Linked DNA regions of Mus musculus: region 1 is linked to region 2. A link is a loop called in an ENCODE intact Hi-C map of the cell type or tissue named here. Cell type or tissue: left cerebral cortex. All regions are shown on one strand. Links, peaks and the distances in the headings refer to the core of each region. The heading gives the core; the rest is flanking DNA.

Region 1 (2,805 bases), core at 254-2,753, 540 kb after region 2:
TTCTCCTCTGACAGTGTGCAGAGTAGTTTCCAGAACCATAAACACTCATCAGTAGGGGTGAAAGCGATAGGTTTCTGTGGGTGTTGTCTTCAGCAGTAGGGCCGTAACCATCATCGTGTGGAGAGAAACCAATAGTCTTGTTGACAGTTTGGGTTATTTGGGGTTTCCATGGGACCGCTTTGGCCAACAACTCAATTAGATGTAACCCACTAGAGGTTTCCTTTGGTGTCTAGTTGGGGCTTTGTCTCCCCCATTATTTGATGACTCCAATCTAGGTTTCTCCCATATGTGTATATATATTTAAGAAACGCCTACTATATCAGGTTTTCCCACAACCCCTCATATGGTCTTAAATATTAGCAGCCCTACTTGTATTCACTTCCTTTCTCCCCCCTCCCCCTCCCTCCCTGCTCCACTGACCCTTCCATTCCTGCTGAGTCTGTGTCCCTATGTGTATGTGTGTGTGTGTGTGTGTGTGTGTCTCTATGTGTGTGCATGTGTGTCCCTGTGCATGTCTGTGTGCCTGTATCTGTGTGTCTCCCTGTGTGTGTGTGTCCATGTGTGTGTGTCTATCCAAGTGTGTATGTGTCCCTGTGTGTGAGTCCATGTGTGTGTGTGTCCCTGTGCATGTCTGTGTGTGTCTATATCTGTGTGTGTCACTGTGTGTGTATCCATGTGTGTAGGTGTGTGTCCCTGTGTGTGTGTGTGTGTGTCCCTGTCCACCCATAACTACCTAGTCTACTTCCCTTTTTAGGGAGACCCTTACTATGTCTCCATACCTAACCTCTGTGGCCACATGTATTGTAACCCCTGGGGAAGAACACTGTGAATTCCAGCTATCCTACCTTACCTAATAGAAGCTGGCTCTGCCCAGTACCCAGGCTCCTCTCTTCGCCCTCTACTCTTCTCTATAAACCTCGGTGCTTGCTGTTGCTGTAAGAAAAGCAGATGCTCTTTATTGCCTTTGTCTCTGGAGCAGTCTTTAACAGGAGCTATCAACCATCTTTCATTGTACAGGTCAGGAAACTGAGGCCCAGAGAACTTGAGTAACTTATTCACATTAAGCAGCAGCCAGTTTTCCATCCACAACCTTCCTCCCCTGTCCCCAGAACAACTCTCAGCCCGGAGAGAAAACCAGACACTGGTCTGTTACAATGCCTGAGACATACCATGCATTTCTGATGAAACTGATATCAAAACCCACTCCCTGCTCCCCAATCGTCTCAGAGCAAGATCTGCTTCCATGAGAGGAAACACAGATGTGCTTCAGGGGAAAATGAAAAGTGGCCTGATTTGCTTTTCACATAAAGTGTTCTAAGAAATGTGTCTTAATATACCAACTGCAGAAAGAGAGCCAGGTGGGAGCCACCTGAGCAGACGAGGGCTCATTTTGGAACCAATGGCGCCATCTTCTGGTATTCTATGGTATGACACCCCGTGACACCAGACCCAAGCATCTCAGACACCCTTGAAATATTCCATTGATCTTCTATTTTGGTGGATCAAATTAAAACTATGTAAGTATTAATCCACCTAGAATTAAACTTTTTAAATTTTCTTTTTCTTTTAGGGTTTTCTTTTTTCCCCCTGAGATGGGATTTCTCTGTGTAGCCCTAGCTATCCTGGAACTCCCTAAGTAGACCTGGCTGGCCTCCAACTCAGATCTGCCTGCCTCTGCCTCCCAAAGCTGGGATTAAAGGTGTGCCACTACTGCCTAGAAACAATTTTTAATTACTTAAAATATGTATATCGATTCCTAATGAGACAAGACAGACATGTTTACTGCTCTTCTGTAAGTTCTGTGCAGTGAAGGCCTAGCTGTGCCATTACACACACACACACACACACACACACACACACACACTTATTTTGTTAAACAAGAACTACTGCAGAAGGCTGCCGGCTTGGCCTGGGCTCCCTCCCTGGGCTTCCAAACCATGAAGAAGCCACATGGAGTCATTCACACCAATGTTTTCTGTCACCAAAGAAAGCTCGGTTACCTGACCTGAGGGACCCAGGGATTATGTAAGACAGGAGCTAAGTTCCCAAGCACCATGAGGCAAGTTGGCACAATACTGACGTTCTCTGCCTTAATCCTTCCCCAAAAAGTAAGCCGATTGTTGCCGGAAATATTTTTAAAAAGAACCAGCCGAGCCGGGCGTGGTGGCGCCCGCCTTTAATCCCAGCACTTGGGAGGCAGAGGCAGGCGGATTTCTGAGTTCGAGGCCAGACTGGTCTACAAAGTGAGTTCCAGGACAGCCAGGGCTACACAGAGAAACCCTGTCTCGAAAAACCAAAAAAATAAAAAAATAAAAAATAAATAAATAAAGAACCAGCCAACTCTCCCTCGCTCCTGCCGCTGCCACCAACTCTCTGGAGCTAGCCCCCAGGCCAGATGATCTCACTTGCTCCATCTCTCGCCCGTCCAACTCTCTGACTCCGCGAGGTCACAGGGCTCCCGCCCAGCCATTTCTAGGACAGGGGCCCCGTGTTCCTCTTGCTTCGGCGCACTGCCCCCAGGCACCCCTGCTTAGCCATCTCGACACCTAATTATCCAGTAGAATTAAGCTTACAGTTAACCAATTAGATTTATGTATTAATAATATCACATTTTACAAGACGCCAATACAGTAATTTCAGAGCCAATTGATAATGATAAAGCTTTAACCCAATTATTGTAACCTTTAGATAACACCACATCCGCCTCTGTTCTCTTTCTTCCCCTCCACCACCTGTCTCCCCAACTCCTAGCTCCGCCTCCCTTTTCCTGTCCAATCACAGGCCTGCCACTGCCCTAATGTGATT
Region 2 (2,805 bases), core at 178-2,677:
TCTCCACTGACACCTGAGCTCACCTAAGGACCCTGAGAAGGTTCTAACGGAGAACCCAGTGGCCCTGAAGCTATCCGAGAGGCTATCCTCATATCCCTGATGGGAGACCTGCTCAATATGCACGTGTGCTGTCCCCCAGAGGTGGGGGTGGTTTGAGTCTCATGTCATAGTTCCCTGGGTGCAGGCAGCTCCACCCACCATCACTCATGAGGCTATCACTCTGTGGCCATGCAGGGGATTAGGCCCAGAATTAACACCCTGGGTTAAGTGACCTTGGATGGGTCAGCTGCTCTTTGGTAGTGTCCGTCCCCTGCTTTGTGAGCCACTCTCAAATAAAACCACTCATTGCAGCCCTTGGTCACTGAGACAGGGACTCTGTGAAGCAGCTTAGACTCTCCTGGACAGCTACCAATTTGTAGCCAGGCTGTGAGGTGTGGATTCCCTGGGCAGGTCCCATCAGAATTCCTTTTTCTTTGTTTCCCTGCAAAACAAACACTCGCTGTCTCCCGCCCTTGCCCTTCCTGTGGAGCAAATGCTTTGTGCTTTGTGTGCATAGGGGTGAAATACTAGGAGGGAAAGATAGAGGGGACTGAGGGCCGCAGACACCTGCAGGCAGGTACTGGGCCTTCCAATACTAAGTGTCCCCACAGAGTAGCTCTTCAGCCTGAGTGGCTTTCTCTGTGCCAAGAGTCCCAATGCGTCTGCATGTGGTGGTGTGGGTCACAATGCCTCACAGCCATATAACACCCCACTTTCAAAGCCCAGGACACCCTCAGATTACAACCGAAGAAGCAGAGGCAGGGATGAGGCTACCGTGTTCGGGGTTACTGGCTAGCCTGGGCCCTGTACTCTCCCGTCTCCCACAGTTCCTTGCTTTGGCACACCAGCAGCAGCCTTCTCGGTATTCTCCGCTAATGTCAGGGCTCCTATAAGACATTAAACTATGCAGTTCTTTCCTCTTGCCCTCAGTGTATAACGGTGTGTATTCAACAAGTGCTCCATAAATGCTTTGGGGGCTCTTCTTTTGTGCTGTCCACCTTGTCTACAGGTGAAAGGAGCCACAGAACCCCAGTCCCTGGGCTCTTACCATAGAATTTAACCTTCAGAAGACCAATAAATCTTATACCCTTGAAACTGGGAAATGAGGCGGCCATGCCTACTGTGCATGTAGCCACAGGGCCAAAGCTGGCAGGAGATCTGTCCTTCCCCAAAAGGGAAGGAAGCTCTGTCACTCCCACCCATACCCATGACCCCTCCACTCATGGAGAATTAGAGCGTCAGTCAGTAAGAATGACCCTGCTGTGCCCCAGGGTACCCATTCCCCACAGCATGCTTATGCCATGAGACAGGGCTGGAGTCACCTGCCTGATTCCCTGGGGCTGCCTAGGATGCTTCAAGCTCCTTCCTGAACCCAGGCTGAGGAGCTCCGGTCCCACCAATCCTCACACACTTGGCAGTAGTCCTGCCTGGTGGCTTCTGTTCACTGTTTCTTCCCTGCCCAGTCCTGCAGCTTGTGGATCTGCCGTTCCACGGAGATCGAGGTTCTCAAAGTCCCCATGGAGTTCTCCATCTGGACGGGTTCTCCCATGCAGCCTCCTTTCTGGCACAGCACCCGGTACACCTCTCGGGACTTCTTCCGGAAGCGCTTGCCCACGATCACGTACACCAGTGGGTTGAGGCCGCTGTTGCTGTAGGCCACGTAGGAACTGATCTGCGTGATGACGTCTACGGCGTGCTCGTCCCAGCATCCGGACAGCACGCCGAGGCGCAGCAGCGTGTCCAGGAAGGTGCTGATCTGGAAAGGCACCCAACACAGCACAAAGAGCCCCAGGACGGCCAGCACTAGCACGGTGGCCTTCCTCTCCGTCTGGACCTCCTTGAACTTCTTCATCTCGTTGTTCCTCAGCACCTGCAAGATGCGCACCGTGCAGAAGGTGATGACGCTCAGGGGCAGGAGGAAACCCACCAGGTTCAGCAGCACGTTGGTGAACACCTCCCAGGAACGGGACGGGTAGACGATGACGCAGGCGGTGACATTGTGGCCCTCTTCGCTGTATTCCCTCATGGTCCTGAACACCAACATGGGTGAACTCAGAAGCAGTGTACAGCCCCAGATCACCAGGCTGTAGAGTTTGGCCCAGCGCACCCCGCGCATCCGGCCCATGGACATGGTCTTCACCAGCGCCAGGTAGCGGTCGATACTCACGAGCATCAGGAAGCAGATGCTGCTGTACAGGTTCATGTAGATCATGGTGTTCACCACCCGGCACAACACCTCTCCAAACACCCAGTCAAAGTTATTGGCGATGGTGATGGCCCAGAAAGGTAACCCGCAGGCCAGGATGAGGTCCGCCGCTGCCAGGTTGCCCAGGTAGATCTCGGCCACAGTGCAGCTGTTTTTGTGCAGGAAGAACACGCTGAGGACAAAGAGGTTCTCCAGTGCGGCCAGCAGGAAGAGGACCCAGAGGAAGGGGGCCTGGATGGCATTGAGCCAACTCCACCACTCGGTGTCTGGGCAGTTGTCCTTCGAAAGGGTCCCGTTAAGAGCAGACCCGAGGACTTGTGTGGTGACGTTGAACATTTCGATGCTGAAAGAAAGTAGAGAAGAGACAGTCGTATCCTCAGGTCACAAGGAGGGGGAGGGGAGGGGAAGAGAAAACGGGATAGCAGAAGGAGGAGGTGGAGGGCCAGGGAGGAGCACAGGACAGGTGGACCAGAAAGTCTATTGTTCAGCTGATGACTCCCGGCGGCAGTGGGGTGTGGGGAGGTGGTGGGACTCCGGTCTGTGGACAGCACTAGGGGACT

The links. Hi-C counts contacts between places; a loop is a spot of excess contacts. Peaks named below come from ENCODE experiments on the same cell type or tissue, not always from the same donor. Only the 100,000 strongest peaks of a DNase experiment are listed, where the experiment ranks them.
Region 1: a loop joins it to region 2, with 3 times the contacts of the local background. A loop is called at or near these places in 3 of 42 quality-filtered maps.

What each region holds. Positions count from the first base shown.
Region 1 is chr12:105,049,700-105,052,504 of GRCm38, reverse strand. It overlaps Gm31884 (a long non-coding RNA gene), which reads right to left. Exons shown (of 3, transcript XR_872957.1): 2 at 851-933; 3 at 1-136. Among named protein-coding and RNA genes, the nearest start is that of Gm31884, 3.2 kb to the right of the region's middle. In left cerebral cortex, for the core only: a CTCF peak has its summit at 1,425 (motif pointing left); a DNase peak (open chromatin) is centred at 1,411.
Region 2 is chr12:105,591,356-105,594,160 of GRCm38, reverse strand. It overlaps Bdkrb2 (bradykinin receptor, beta 2), which reads right to left. Exons shown (of 3, transcript NM_009747.2): 3 at 1,090-2,588. The coding sequence ends at 1,481. Among named protein-coding and RNA genes, the nearest start is that of Bdkrb1, 11 kb to the left of the region's middle. In left cerebral cortex, for the core only: no CTCF peak of the experiment used is centred there; a DNase peak (open chromatin) is centred at 1,564.